Regions from separate parts of the Homo sapiens genome. Here region 2 is linked to region 1. A link is an interaction called in ENCODE POLR2A ChIA-PET data of the cell type or tissue named here. Cell type or tissue: HepG2. All regions are shown on one strand.

Region 1 (8,000 bases):
GGCCATCTGCAAGATAGATGATATAGCCTTCAAGTCAAAATCTGCCTGATGAGTCAAACATCTTAGCCTCAGGGATGCACCCAAAACTATTGTAAATGGACCATTGACTTGGATTTGGGAGGCTTTCCTGAAGCATTTAACTAAGTAAGCAGTACTGAGTGGTGTTGGGTTAAAATCCGTCCATGGTATGAAATGAGAAATAGCTGTAAAGTGATCTAAACTCTGTGATGGTCCTCCAGGGTCTGACATTTATCAGCTGCTGCTACACTTTACCGCTTTTCTTTAATCAAAGATGACTACCACTGGATGGAAGAGGCTCGAGGAACCCCTGGCTGCTCTCTGGGGAGGAATTTATTTTAATTGCCAGTAAGAAGGTAGGAATGATTTTAATAAAGATCAAGAACCTCCTAATCCACTTCAGCTTGGGCTCCTGGCCAAGTGTCCATCCTCAGGAGAGAGTTGGTGTCAGCTGCTGCCTTGTGTCTTGAAGGTATTTCAGAAAAGCCAAAGGCATTACAGAAGCCTTTCCTGAGTTGACAGGCAAGAGTGGCACCAGGAATCAAGGGCTGACACATGTCATCAGCCTGGAAAAAGTGGAGCTTGGACATTAATGATGGCTCTTGTGAACACTCAGTGTGATAAAGCCAAGAGGACTTGGCTTGGGGTTTAGTTTGCATAGGCAGGGAGTTAGAGCTTAGAGAACACCTGCCAAGAGTTTTCACTGTCCCGGCTGTTGGTGATGCATCCTTCATCCTTGACTTCTGTCACTCCTTTTTAGTGGGTGATGGTAGAAATGCTGGATGGGTAAGGAAGAGAGGCAGCTTGGTCATACCTAGCACATCTCCCTATTTGCTTGTTTTCTTGCTGTTGTCTGTGTAGAACTAAATTTGTATGGCGATACTCGAGGCTAGTGTTTTGTTCTGTCTATATTTGAAGGCACACTGGGCAAGAGTCATAGGTGCTCTGTTTCCAAAAATGCCACTTTGCTAGTATCCACACAAATGTTTTGATTGGCAGTTGTGAGACTTTTTTGCTAATACATCTATTAGAAGTATTGTTTTCAAATCCTGGTTCTGCCATTTAGTAGCCGTGTGACTTTTGGCAAGTGGTTTAACCTCAGGTTTTCATCTGTAAAATGAAGGTTAGTGAGTAATTGTATTTATTTATATTTTTTTATTTTTGAGATGGAGTTTCACTCTTGTTGCCCAAGCTGGAGTGCAATGGTGCGATCTTGGCTCACTGCAACCTCCACCTCCTGGGTTCAAGTGATTCTCCTGCCTCAGCCTCCTGAGTAGTTGGGATTACAGGTGGTGCCACCATGCCCAGATAATTTTTGTATCTTTAGTAGAGATGGGATTTCACCATGTTGACCAGGCTGGTCTTGAACTCCTGACCTCAGGTGATCCACCTGCCTTGGCCTCCCAAAGTGCTGGGATTACAGGCATGAGCCACCACACCCGGCAGCAATTGTATTTATATCAGAGTGGTGAGAATTAAGTGAGAGCAGGAATGAAAAACACCTGGCATATAATATTCAAATTTGTTACTATTATTGTAATTACTTGACCAAACTTCCAGCTTGCTGTAAAGAATGGAACGAGGGGTTTCTAAATTATCATCTTAGTAAGCAGAGGAATTGTGGTGTAGAAAGAACATAAAATTGAAGTCAGGAGATCCAAATTCAAGTCTTGTTTTGTCTTGTCTTTTCCTTTTCCTTTTCCTTTTCCTTTTCCTTTTCCCTTTCCCTTTCCCTTCCTTTCTTTTCTTTTCTGTCTTGGAGGGTCTCACTCTATGCCCCAGGCTGGAGTGTAGTGGCGTGATCCCAGCTCACTGCAGCCTCAACCTCCTGAGCTCAAGTGATCCTCCCACCTCAGCTTCCCAAGTTACTGGGATCGCAAGTATGCACCACCATGTCTAATTTTTAAATTTTTTGCAGAGATAGGGTCTCATTGTGTTGCCTAGGCTGGTCTTGAGCTCCTGGACTCAAGCGATCCTCCCACCTTAGCTTCCCAGAATGCTGGGATTACAGGCATGAGCCACTGTGCCAGTCCTTGGATTCAAGTCTTGACTGTGCTATATGTTACTTCAATTTCCATACTTTTTCATAAAAAATTATACCAGCCCAAACCAAACAGAATCAGGACCCCTAAGATCTCTTGCCAAACAAAGAAAGAATTATTGTCCATAGAGCAATGTTTTTCAAACTTTCTGGTCCCAGTGACCCCCTTACATTCATAAAAATCATTGAGATTCCCAAGAGCTTTTATTTATATGGGCTATAGCTACTTTCTAGAAATTAAACAGAGAAACTTAAAAGTATTTTAATTCATTTAAAGATTAAATAAAAATGATAAACCATTATATATTAACATAAGTAACATTTTAAAATAAAGCTGTAAAAATAGCTATTTTTTTAAAAATTGGTGAGAAGAATGACATTGTTTTACATTTTTGCAGATCTCTTTAATGTCTGACTTCATAAAGGATAGCTGAATTCTCATATCTGCATATGTCTGTTACAATATACTGTTTGGGTTAAAGTATATGAAGAAAATCTGGTTTTACGTAGATATATAAAAAAAGATTTTTTAATAGTCAGTTCAGACAATTTTGCATATTCTTCTTTTGATACCGTACTAGATCTTAATACTTGGTAGTTTTAAGGTTAGTTGCGGCCAGGCGCGATGGCTGATGCCTGTATTCCCAGCACTCTGGGAGGCCGAGGTGGGTGGATCATCTGAGGTCAGGAGTTCGAGACCAGCCTGGCCGACATGGTGAAACCCTGTCTCTACTAAAAATACAAAAAGAAAAAATTAGCTGGGCATGGTGGTGGGCGCCTGTAGTCCCAGCTACTCGGGAGGCTGAGGCAGGAGAATCGCTTGAACCAAGGAGGTGGAGGTTGCAGTGAGCCAAGATCATGTCATTGCACTCCAGCCTGGGCAACAAGAGCAAAACTCCCTCTCAAAACAAAACAAAAAACAAAACAAAACAAAACAAAAAAACAAAGGTTAGTTGCGGTATGGAATCAGAAACTGTATCAATGAACTTTTCATACTCGATTTTATTAAAATTCATTTGTCTATCTTGCATTTTTCATGGATCTTTTACCCAAGCATGATTTTGTGACATCATACATTGGTCATTTGGAAAATACTTGTTCACTGAGTTATGCGGATTTTCTAAATATTGACACATTTCATAATATCAAAAAATTAAGTTTGTAAATATCATTGAACTCATCAGATACATCTTTAAATATTTGGAACCTGTGAAGCTCACAGTGACAGATAAAAATATCCCAAAATTCTAATTTTGGCTTAAAAGCTCAAATGTTGGGCTGAGTGTGGTGGCTCACGCCTGTAATCCCAGCACTTTGGGAGACCGAGGTGGGCAGATCACGAGGTCAGTAGTTCAAGACCAGCCTGACCAACATAACGAAAACCTATCTCTACTAAAAATACAAAAATTAGCTAGGTGTGGTGGCATGCACCTGTAGTCCCAGCTACTCAGGAGGCTGAAGCAGGAGAATCGCCTGAACCCGGAAGGTGGAGGTTGCAGTGAGCCGAGACCATACCATTGCACTCCAGCCTGGGTGACAGAGTGAGACTCCATCTCAAAAAAAAAAAAAAAAAAAAAGCTCAAATGTTATCATTGGCAACAAATACTGTCACTTGTTTTCCTTGAAGTGACATACTCACTTTGTTCATTTTCAAGAAAATATCCATCAGATACCCAAGTGTGAATAACCACAATTTGTTTAGTAAGTAAAATGATAGTCAATGAAAAAAATGGGCTAGTTCAGCTTACAACGTAACAATAACTCCAGTGCTGCTTCTTGAAGCAGCCACTGTGCAGAAGTGCTTTATGTGTACCTACTGTTTTGTCACACAGAATATTTTAAAAGATGTTTGCTCAGGGTCAAGATTGAATAAAATCACTAAATCTTACTGCTTCATCAAGGACATTATTAAGTTAAAATGGCTTTCCCTCCTTTTTTCTGTAGTGTGTGACAGTGACAAATACAGTGACTACTGGTACATTTTGGTGACACTACTAAATTACTGCCAAGGGCAGCAGTTTAACCCAGCATTGACTTTGTACCATCATTACAAATGTCAACATAGTGAAAAAGGCAAATAATGTCTTAGAGTTAGTATAGAAATAGTTTTGACTTTTCAGACTCCCAGGAAGAGTCTGGGAAACATATGTGGGCCATACTTTGAGAACCACTGCTTTGGAGTTCATATGTTAGGAAACTCTAGGCAAATGGTGGGAAACTCTCGTAGTCCCTTCAGAGCTAACATTTATGGCTGCAGTGGGCTATAGCAGAGGAGACAAACCGTGTATTATTTTGGCATCCCCCTGGAGCTTTACCATAGTATTTAAGGGCTCGTTTGTACAGTGGAGCTCAATAAAGGTTGATCTATCAATGCTTATTGCCTAAATATTTAGCGACTTCATTTTTCCTCTGTACTTTGTACACTCCGTTTTTTTTGTGTGTGTTCATACTGTAAACACTATGTATTTTCTGAGTCTCACTGATCCCTCTGCTCAAGGTTATCTTTTTATAATTAAGTCAGTTCAGTTTATTTAATAGATATTGATTGGACAATATTGTTACTATGTGGGTTTTATTCTGGTTGTGGGGGAATAAGAAGTAAATCACATGGCATTTGCTTTTTTATGGTTTTGGGAAAATGAGCAGTTATACAGCATGCCAAACAGTGTCCAGATGCAGAGGTTAATAGTGCCTGGTGCAGGGTTCAGCATTTAGTAGCTATTTGTAAGAAATAGCTCCTTTTTTGGAACATTCTTTCAATGTCACACATCACGATTTACATATACATACATAAACACACACACACACACACACACACACACACATACATACACACAGACACATAAACACATTTGACTGTATGTATAATTACATATAATGTATAACTCATAATTTCCTTTTGAGATATAAATAATCACCCTATAATCTTGTCTGTTTTGGAAGTTGCAATAGGCATCCATAATTTTGGTGGGTGTTAGGTCTTTTTTTAAACTCTTACTTTTTTTTTTTTTTTCTCTTTGAGATGGAACCTCTCTCCGTTGTCCAGGCTGGAGTGCAGTGGTATGAGCTTGGTTCACTGCAACCACCACCTCCCTGGTTCAAGCTATCCTCCTACCTTAGCCACCCATGAAGCTGAGATTAAAGGCATTCGCCACCATGACCGGCTAATTTTTTTTTTTTGTATTTTTAGTAGAGATGGGGTTTTACCATGTTGGCCAGGCTGGTCTCGAACTCCTGACCTCAAGTGATCCACTGCCTTGGCCTCTCAAAGTGCTGGAATTACAGGCATCAGCCACTGTGCCCAGCCTTTTTTCAAACTCTTAAGATTTGAAAAGCAATGAAAAATGCTTTTGTTTATACTGCTAATGTTATACTGCAAGCAATTGTGTCATTGTTAAATAGTACCCTCTTTGGCTCCCTACGGATGGTTTTATGACAAGATAATCAGGGGGCAGGTGCGGATCTGCTGAGTTGAGTTGATACTACATTTAGTTTTTAGATTAAGGCAGATAGAAAAAGTTGTACAGGTCTAGCTTGCTAGTCGTTTTAACATAGGAAGTAGTCAGTTTACAGCTTAACAAATCAGTTTGGAGAACAAAGCATCCATAAGATGTCAGTCACAATATAGCCAGTAATTGGCAGGTGATTATCGATGTCTCCAAAATGAACACTGATCAGAAGCAACCAGTTATGGAAATTGCTCTATTTTTGTACAGTCTCTGTGAGATTAACTTCAAGAGTAACATGTATATATAAGGAACTAACTATAAATACCTAGCTAGTATCTTGAATGGGAACTTGAGGTGAGGATAGAGGACAGAGAATTGTAAGTTCTTTATAAGCCACATGCAAAATGGGGGCCTTTTCTTTTATTTTTAGAGACAGGGGTCTTGCTGTGTTGCTTAGGCTAGTTTCCAAGCAAACCTCCTACCTCAGCCTCCTGAGTAGCTGGGATTATAGGCACGAACCACCGGGGCCAGCTGCTTTTCTTCCTAGAATGCCCTCAGCATAACTTTTTTGCTTCTAGAAAGTTATTAGGACTGGGTCGCTCCCTTTTGGGGCTTTCTTACTACTTTCTTAAAATTTTATTTCCTGAGTGAGGTCTTAACTAGGCTATATGAAAGCAAACTGATTAAAAGAATTTATCCAAATATCCCCTTTGTAACTCGTCCAGGGATATTCAGTTATATAAATGAACTAGAGAGAGTTTGACTGTTAGAAGCAGATCCTTATTTGTGCTGCTCCAGGATTTGGAAGTGAGGGGAGGGGGAGCATTTCTCTCAAGTCATAACTTAGTCCAGGTAAGTCTGAGGAGGTGAGGTAAGAACAGTAACAGCCTTTCTTTGTATTATCTTAGTAAATGCTTCCAACAACCTTTCTGATAAGGTGGTGGTTGTTGCATTTGTTATTACACTTACATCTTCTGTCTCACTCCATTGTTCTCCAGTTGTCCCCAGAAGTGCTTGGTTTGCATGAGCATATCAACAGTGGTGCACATTGCTAAATATGTCACATCAGCTAGGTTGTGTCATTTGATTGAAATACTAAGTTCTACAGTTAACGAAGGGTGATGATATGTACATTATTCAGACTTAGGACGTTACTCCAAGAGAAAGTGGTGATTAGGGTTCTCTTTTAATTTGTATGTATATACTGGGGCTAAGACCGTGTAGGAATCTAGCTCTTTTAGGAAGGTTGTCAGCCTCTAGGCATGGGAGCATGGCCTTAAGATGGTTGTGAACTTTAAGGAAAATGCAATTGGAATGGGATTTACTCAGATACCTACTGACAGCCAATAAAAACATTTAGGTTTAAATATTCAGCCAAATATTCTCTCAAAACTGATTTAGAAATCTATACTCATTACAGGCTTTTTTCAAGAAACAGTCTAGTGTATTTTCTTTAGGATTTAAGTCAAAATGAATTCCATGTTTCCCTTTGTTCTCTTTTACGGTAGCATTCTGAGTCTTCTGTCCCTTTAAAAATGTTGGGAAGCTTGTATGCATTCTAAATTGTAAGGTCTTTTGCATGTTACATAGACTTTCTCTGTTTCATGGGGTCACTGTAGCCAAAATACTTATGATTGAAATAGACATTGGCAAACTATAAAGAAAACAGGAAAGTAAAGGCTGGATTTGATTATTAGTGGTGAAAGGAATACTATCTGAGATTAGAATGATAAGTATGTTTTGGAGAGAAAGGTCACGAGGGAATCCTGTGGGCTGCAATAAATGTGTGCTCATATTTTGATCTGGATAGTAGTTAACATATATAATACATATGAGAAAACTTTATCAGACTTAAGATTTGTTTACCTTACCATATGTAAATTATATCTCAAAAGGTAAAATAAGGCTGGGCATAGTGGCTCATGCTTGTAATCCTAGCACTTTGGGAGGCTGAAGCAAGCAGATAGATGGCTTGAGCTCAGGAGTTTGAGACTAGCCTGGGCAACATGATGAAACCCCGTCTCTACAAAAAAATACAAAAATTAGCTAGTATGGTGGTGCCCACCTGTAGTCCCAGCTACTTGTGGGGCTGAGGCAGGAGGATCACTTGAACATGAGAGGTTGAGGCTGCAGTGAGCTGAGATCAAGCCACTACACTCCAACCTGCGTGACAAAGTGAGACTCTGTCTCCAGAAGAAAGGAAATAGTAATAATAATTTGGAAGTAAAGCTTGGTAGTTACTATACTATTTTGACCATATATGAAAATTTGAAATATTTCATGATAGGAAACATAATCCTATCACTCTAAACATGTCAAATTATATATCTAGTTTATGAGCACTAAGGCCTTTTTTTTTCTTCTTTAACCTGTTATTTTTGAGATTTGGAATTTTTATGTTTTTCTTGGATGCCACTGGAGGGAAATAGAGAATGAAGTCTTGTTTGTGTGGTATCAGTTGTTGAAAGGGACAAACGCAGTTTTGATCTTGA
Region 2 (8,000 bases), 160 kb before region 1:
CTTGTCTGGGCCTCAGCTTCCTCATCACAAAGTTGAAAGTGTTGGCAGCTGGGGTGCCGTGCAGTAGCCCGGCCCCTCCATTCAGAAGCTTGTCTCAGCAGCCCCACACCTCCCCCAGGCCCTGAAATGCTTCAATGGCCATTTTGTATCAGGCCAGGGAACTGATGTTTGCTCAGCTGCCCCCACCCCTGAGACTTCATGATAATGGACTCCTGCCAGCCCAGGGCCCCTGTGTCTGGGGGTAGGGGTGGGTAGGAAGCCCTCCTCGGCCTGTCTGGGGCATTGCCCTTCCCTTCCTGACCAGTAGGGGTAGGAGGAACATCGAGTCATTTCCTCTCCCATTTCTTTCCAGAAGTTCAGGCCTAAATCTCAGCCTTCCACTGCCCGCAGCTGTGCCGTTCTATGCAAGTCTCCATTGCGCACTCTGCGAGGGCTTAGCATCCATCCAGACCTGGGTTCAAATCCCCACTTGAGGCTGGGTGCAGTGGCTCATGCCCACAATCCGAGCACTCTAGGAGACCAAGGCAGGAGGACTGCTTAGAAGCCAGGAGTTCAAGACCAACCTGGGCAACATAGCAAGCACCCATCTCCACAAAAAATAAAAGATAAACATTTAGCAGGGGCCAGGCACGGTGGCTCATGCCTGTAATCCCAGTACTTTGGGAGGCCGAGACGGGCAGATCACTTGAGGTCAGGAGTTCAAGACCAGCCTGGCCAACATGGTGAAACCCTGTCTCTACTAAAAATACAAAAATTAGTTGGGCATGGTGGCAGGCACCTGCAATCCCAGCTACTCGGGAGGCTGAGGCAGGAGAATTGCTTGAACCCAGTGAGAGGTGACAGCGTGCTGGCAGTCCTCACAGCCCTCACTCGCTCTCGGTGCCTCCTCTGCCTGGGCTCCCACTTTGGCGGCACTTGAGGAGCCCTTTAGCCCACTGCTGCACTGTGGAAGCCCCTTTCTGGGCTGGCCAAGGCCAGAGCCGGCTCCCTCAGCTTGCAGGGAGGTGTGGAGGGAGAGGCGCGAGCGGGGAACCGGGGCTGCGCGCGGCGCTTGCGGGCCAGCTGGAGTTCCGGATGGGTGTGGGCTTGGCGGGCGGGCTTGGCGGATGCACTCGGAGCAGCCGGCCGGCCCCACCGGCCCCGGGCCAGCGGCTGCAGAGGGTGTACTGGGTCCCCCAGCAGTGCCAGCCCACCAGCGCTGCGCTCGATTTCTCACCGGGCCTTAGCTGCCTTCCCGCGGGGCAGGGCTCGGGACCTGCAGCCCGCCATGCCTGAGCCTCCCACCGCCTCCATGGGCTCCTGCGCCGCCCAAGCCTCCCCGATGAGCGCCGCCCCCTCGCTCCACGGCGCCCAGTCCCATCGACCACCGAAGGGCTGAGGAGTGCGGGCGCACCGCGCGGGACTGGCAGGCAGCTCCACCTGCAGCCCTGGTGCGGGATCCACTGGGTGAAGCCAGCTGGGCTCCCGAGTCTGGTGGAGACGTACAGAACCTTTATGTCTAGCTCAGGGATTGTAAATACACCAATCAGCACCCCGTGTCTAGCTCAGGGTCTGTGAATGCACCAATCGACACTGTATCTAGCTACTCTGGTGGGGCCTTGGAGAACCTTTATGTCTAGCTCAGGGATTGTAAATACACCAATGGGCACTCTGTATCTAGCTCAAGGTTTGTAAACACACCAATCAGCACCCTGTGTCTAGCTCAGGGTTTGTGAATGCACCAATCGACACTATGTATCTAGCTGCTCTGGTGGGGCCTTGGAGAACCTTTGTATCCATACTCTGTATCTAACTAATCTGATGGGGACGTGGAGAACCTTTATGTCTAGCTCAGGGATTGTAAACGCACCAATCAGCACCCTGTCAAAACAGACCACTGGGCTCTACCAATCAGCAGGACGTGGGTGGGGCCAGATAAGAGAATAAAAGCAGGCTGCCCGAACCAGCAGTAGCAACCCTTTGGGTCCCCTTCTGCACTGTGGAAGCTTTGTTCTTTTGCTCTTTACAATATATCTTGCTACTACTCAGTTTTTGGGTCCGCACTGCTTTTATAAGCTGTAACACTCACCGTGAAGACCTGCAGCTTTGCTCCTGAGCCCAGCGAGACCATGAGCCCACGGGGAGGAATGAACAACTCCAGACGTGCTGCCTTAAAAGTTGTAACATTCACCATGAAGGTCTGTAGCTTCACTCCCGAGCCAGCGAGACCACGAACCCACCAGAAGGAAGAAACTCCGAACACATTTGAACATCAGAAGGAACAAACTCCAGACGCGCTGCCTTAAGAGCTGTAACACTCACTGCGAGGGTGCGCAGCTTCATTCTTGAAGTCAGTGAGACCAAGAACCCACCAATTCCGGACACACCAGGAGGTGGAGGTTAAACTGAGCTGAGATTGTGCCATTGCACTCCAGCCTGGATAACAAGAGTGAAACTCTTAAAATAATACATATATGTATATGTATACGTATATATGTATGTATATGCACAAATTAAACTTGTCATTATAAAATGTTTCTTGTTGTTGTTCTCATGCTATATCTTTTCCCATCCTTTTCTTGGACACCTCTAATAACATACCCTTTTATGTTGACCTTTCTGTATCATTTTGTTTCAATGTGTCTCAATTGAATGATTTATCTAGTTTGTTCACACTTACTGATTTACTTGGTTTTAAAAAATCTACCTTTTGTGCCTTTTTTCTTGCTTTTTATACATTTCCTTGTCTCTCGTTTCTTTAAATTTTGTTTACTTATTTGAGACAGGAGTCTTGCTCTGTCACCCAGGCTGGAGTGCAGTGGCACAATCTCACTGCAACCTCTGCCCCGGGGTTCAAGTGATTCTCCTGCCTCAACCTCCTGGGAAGCTGGGATTATAGGCATGCACCACCATGCACGCCTAATTTTTGTATTTTTAGTTGGGGGCGGGAGGGAGTCTGACCACGTCAGCCAGGCTGGTCTCAAACTCCTGACCTCAGGTGATCTGCCCGCCTCAGCCTCCCAAGGTGCTGGGGTTACAGGTGTGAGCCATCGCACCCAGCTGGAAGTCCTTTTTTTCCCAAAGTGAAAAATCATTTAATTTTGTGATCATAAGTTACACGTGAAATTTTAAATACTAGACAGTAAGAGGTATTTAAAAGTTACCTCAAATCCTCCCTAAAGATGCTAGCGTTCTGCGGTATATATTTAGACATATCTACAGACAAGGATATAACTTTCCCAGTTCTATTTGTGGGACCTGGGCGGTCCACCTCTCTGAAACTGTTTCCCTAGCTAAGAAGTAGGGGTGCGATCAACATGGGTAGGCTATAGTACCCAGTTACTTTGTCAAACACTAATCTAGGTGTTCCCATAAGGTATTTTGTACATGGGTTGAGTCAACATCTACAGCTGACTTCAAGTAAAGATTACCCTTGGCTGGGCTTGGTGGCTCACACCTGTAATTCCAACACTTTGGGAGCCCGAGGTGGGTGGATCACTTGAGGTCAGGAGTTCGAGAACAGCCTGGCCAACATGGTGAAACATCTGTCTCTGCTAAAAATACAAAAAAATTAGCCAGATGTGGCAGTGCACGCCTGTAGTCCCAGCTACTTAGGAGGCTGAGGCACGAGAATCGCTTGAACCTGGGAGACGGAGGTTGCAGTAAACCGAGATCATACCATTTCACTCCAGCCTGGGCAATAGAGTGAAACTCCGTCTTGAAAAAAAAAAGGGGGGGGGCCAGGCCTGGTGGCTCACTCCTGTAATTCTAGCCCTTTGAGAGGCCAAGATGAGCGGATCACCTGAGTTCAGGAGTTTGAGACCAGTCTGGGCAACACAGTGAAACCCTGTCTTTATTAAAAATACAAAAAATTAGCTGGGCATGGTAGTGCATGCCTGTAATCCTAGCTACTCAGGAGACAGGCACAAGAATCACTTGAACCCAGGAGGCGGAGGTTGTTGTAAGCCAAGATCACACCACTTCACTCCAGTCTGGGTGACAGAGTGAGACTCTGTCTCAAAAAAAAAAATTACCCTTGATGTGTGGGTGGTGGGCCTCATCCAATCAGTTGAAGGCTTTAAGAGCAAAAACGCATTTGCCAGAGAAGACATTCTGCCTCAAAACTGCAACATCAAATCCTGCCTGAGTTTCCAACCTGCTGGCCCACCCTACACATTTTGGACCTGCCAGCGCCCATAATCACATGAGCCATATCCTTAAAATAAGGTATAGGCCACACATAAACACACACTCTCTCTCTTTCCCTCTCTCTCTCTATATGTGTGTGTGTGTGTGTATATATATGTGCGTGTATATATATATGTGTGTGTATATATACACACACGTATATATAGATACACACACACACATATATATATATGTTGTATTCCCTATCTAAGACCCAGGGGAGGCAGAGCAGCATTCATCTCCACTGTCGGAAGGTAGTCCAAGGTCACCCCAAGGAGGCAGAACCCAGGGCTACAGACTCTCAAACCAGTGTTCTTCCCACAAAATCAAAGGCAGTGCAGTCCCTGAGAAAGGGTCATCTGGTGCCAGGCTGCCCAAGCGGGATCCCCACTGTGTGAGGCTGGGTGGGGAACTTGACATCTGCTCTCCTAGGAGTGGGATCATGGACCCCAGCTCACAGGGTCCTTGTGCATTTTCTATGCAAGTAGAGTGTAGTTCAGCCCGGCACACAGTAAATGCAAGATATTGTTGCTATTAATAAAACTCTAGAACAAATTCCCCAGAGGTCAAAGTCTGGCTGTGTGCCAGCCTCCAACAGGCTTCTGTGGCTGGCGGGGAGCCAGGCTACAGGGAAAACTCCCCGTACACCCAGACCTGGAGCCTGGGGCCTGGTGAGGAACGTGGGATGATTCTGAAACCAGTTGGCGGAGGAAGGGTTTATGGTGTGTCTCAGCGAGTGGTCAGCACGGCACCAGGGTGGCGTACAGAAGGGGCCTGGGAGGGCAGCCTCACCTACAGGGGCCCCTCTACAGTGCCACTGGCACCAGGGCCGTGTCCATCCCTAGGCTGGAAAACGTGCTTCCCACTTAGGGCCCCGGGGAAGCTGCTTGGGTCTGCTCTGCGTCGGAGGGAGCTCAGGAGGGAAGGCCAAGATGCCAGGCTCAGGAGGTCCCCTGCCCTCTGGCACTGCCTGGGACTCTGTCTCAGGTGCAGTCAGGTGGCTCCGTAAGTAGCTTCTCCCCTACACCTGGCCGGGCCTCCAGATTCTCTTAACAGCCTTATTAGTGCAAGTGTTCTTTGAGTCATCGGATGTGTCATTGGCCCCATTTGACAGATGAAAGTGTGGCTCAGAGGGGCAGGGACTCGCCTGAGCTCATGGCTGGATTGGAACCCTGCCCCCATCCCACCCAGCTCAGATTCCAGGCTCTCACACCCTGCCCCACCCTCAGCCTCGGCAGTCTGCCCCTTCCCAGCCCAGTGCCCCAGCCCCACAAGTAACACGCTCCCAGCCTGGTCCTCTCCTGTGGCTCCCTGCTGCCCGGTTCCAGCCTCTGCAGCAGAACAAGCTGCTGTCTAGTCCCTGCCTGGTTCCCTGTCGCTGTGCCCATCAAATGCCACTTACAAAGGCTCTCACAGCTCCTCAAAGCTACTGCTCCCCCTCCATCTGGAAATTGAGTTTAGTTTGTTTGTTTTGTTTTTGAGACAGAGTCTCACTCTGGTGCCCAGGCTGCAGTGCCTGGCGCAATCATGGCTCACTGCGGCCTCGACCTCCTGGCTCGGGTGATTCTCTCGCCTCAGCCTCCTGAGTAGCTGGGACCACAAATGCACATCACCATGCCTGGCTACTTTTTAAATTTTTTTTGTAGAGATGGGGTCTCACCACATTGCCCAGGCTGGTCTTGAACTTTGGAACTCAAGCCAGCCTTCCACCTTGGCCTCCCAAAATGCTGGGATTACAGGCGTGAGCCACTGTGCCTGGCCAATTTAATATTTTAACCTTCTCAAGCCGTTTTTTTTTTCAGAGTGCGATCCTCTCAGAAAGGCTTTGGGATATACAAATAATTGTTAGTAATTTGTTAACCATTCACTAACTGCTAGGTGCCGTGCAAAGTGCCTTCCGTGCACCGTCTCACCTCCTCAGCACTCTGAGGTAGGGTTCTGTGTCATTCCCATTCTACAGATGGAGAAACTGAGGCTCAAGGGGGCGATGGGGACTTGCTCAAAGACATATAGCAGTAACATCCCACACTCACTGGGCACTTAGTCTATGTCAGACACTGCTGTAAGCACTTTATTTATTTATTTTTATTTTGAGACGGAGTCTTGCTCTGTCGCCCAGGCTGGAGTGCAGTGGCGGGATCTCAGCTCACTGCAACCTCTGCCTCCCGGGTTCAAGCAATTTTCCTGCCTGAGCCTCCTGGGTAGCTGGGGTTACAGGTGCCCGCCATCATGCCTGGCTAATTTTGTATTTTAGTAGAGATAGGGTTTCACCATGTTGGCCAGGCTGGTCTCGAACTCCTGATCTCAAGTGATCTGCCTGCCTCAGCTTCCCAGTGGGTTGGGATTACAGGCGTAAGCCACTGCACCCGGCCTATTTTTTATTTTTTTTGAGACAGAGCCTCGCTCTGCCGCCCAGGCTGGAATGCAGCGGTGCAATCTTGGCTCACTGCAACCTCCTCCTCCTGGGTTCAAGCGATTCTCCTATCTCAGCCTCCTGAGTAGCTGGGATTACAGGTGTGCACCACTATGCCTGGCTAATTTTTGTATTTTTAGTAGAGATGGGGTTTCACCATGTTGGCCAGGCTGGTCTCGAACTCCTGACCTCAAGTGATCTGCCCGCCTTGGCCTCCCAAAGTGCTGGGATTACAGGCATGAGCCACCACACCCGGCCTATAAGCACTTTATATAAAGTGGGTCATTTAATGCTCACTGCATGCCTGTGAGGGCAAGACCATTCTAATCCTTACCTGAGAGGTAAGGAAACTAAAGCTCACAGGGCAGTGAGTTGGCCAAGGCCACAGAGCTGGAAAGTGGTTGAGTCTGGGTTCTAACCCAGGGCCTGGCTCCACAGCCTACACTCAAGTCTGGTGGCTCTCTAGGAGATAGAGATGGGATTCGAACCTGGAACCTGATGTATCCAGGACCCAGTTTCTTTCCCAGCCTCCCCCAGGAGGCAAGGAGCCAGCCAAGGCTAGGCCTCAGCCCGTGGGATGACTCCCAGCACATTAGGGCAAAAACCGCAACTGGGAAGCCAGCCAGCTTCCAGGCGGGCTCGGAGCTCGGGCTGAGTCCGAGGAAGTGGCTTTGGCCAGGACCCCTGAGGAGGTGGGGGGCTCCCCAAGGGCCACAATGGGGCAGGGCCTGGGCTCCCCACATGGCCTGGGGATTGGCTGGCATTTGTGCAACCAAGTGCTTTGTGGTAATTACCGTTTCCTGCCTCCACGAGCTTCCAAGTTTTTACATAAATATTTTTAGCAGATGAGGCCTACAACCTCCTTAAAAAAATTATCTACCATAAAACTCAGCAGCACATGTTCAGAGATTACCTCTCTTTATGTAATCTCCATGCTTTCCAAAAGTTACTTTTTTTTTTTTTTTCTGAGACGGAGTTTCACTCTTGTTGCACAGGCTGGAGTGCAATGGCACGATCTCGGCTCACTGCAACCTCCGCCTCCAGGGTTTAAGTGATTCTCCTGCCTCAGCCTCCTGAAAAGCTGGGATTACAGGCACGTGCCATCAGGCCCAGCTAATTTTTGTATTTTTAGTACGGACAGGGTTTTGCCATGTTGGCCAGGCTGGCCTTAAGCTCCTGAACTCAGGTGATCCACCTGCCTTAGCCTCCCAAAGTGCTTGGATTACAGGCGTGAGCCACCACCCCCAGACAAAAGTTACTGTTAAAGTTAAATGTGGGTCACCCACGTCTGCTTTGAAAGAACACTGGGATGAAGACTGCATCAGAGCGGTTAGGAGCTCAGGCCCCAGGGGCAGGCAGGCCTGTCTGACGAGCTGTGTGTCCTCAGACAAGTCACTTCACCTCTCTGAGCCTCAGTGTC

What was found. ChIA-PET counts read pairs that join two places held together with the same protein. Peaks named below come from ENCODE experiments on the same cell type or tissue, not always from the same donor. Only the 100,000 strongest peaks of a DNase experiment are listed, where the experiment ranks them.
Region 2: POLR2A ChIA-PET joins it to region 1 with 6 read pairs; 3 of 35 experiments call an interaction of 5 or more read pairs at or near these places.

What each region holds. Positions count from the first base shown.
Region 1 is chr9:124,676,975-124,684,974 of GRCh38, reverse strand. The region is part of intron 2 of NR6A1 (nuclear receptor subfamily 6 group A member 1); the gene reads left to right. All of the region lies in intron 1 of MIR181A2HG (MIR181A2 host gene), which reads right to left. Among named protein-coding and RNA genes, the nearest start is that of MIR181A2, 11 kb to the left of the region's middle. In HepG2, no CTCF peak of the experiment used is centred here; a DNase peak (open chromatin) is centred at 4,144.
Region 2 is chr9:124,832,117-124,840,116 of GRCh38, reverse strand. No RefSeq gene overlaps it. Among named protein-coding and RNA genes, the nearest start is that of WDR38, 17 kb to the left of the region's middle. RefSeq lists enhancers at 1-365, 4,698-5,308, 5,309-5,920. In HepG2, a CTCF peak has its summit at 306 (motif pointing right); DNase peaks (open chromatin) are centred at 240 and 4,746; H3K4me3 peaks cover 610 bases; H3K27me3 peaks cover 1,163 bases.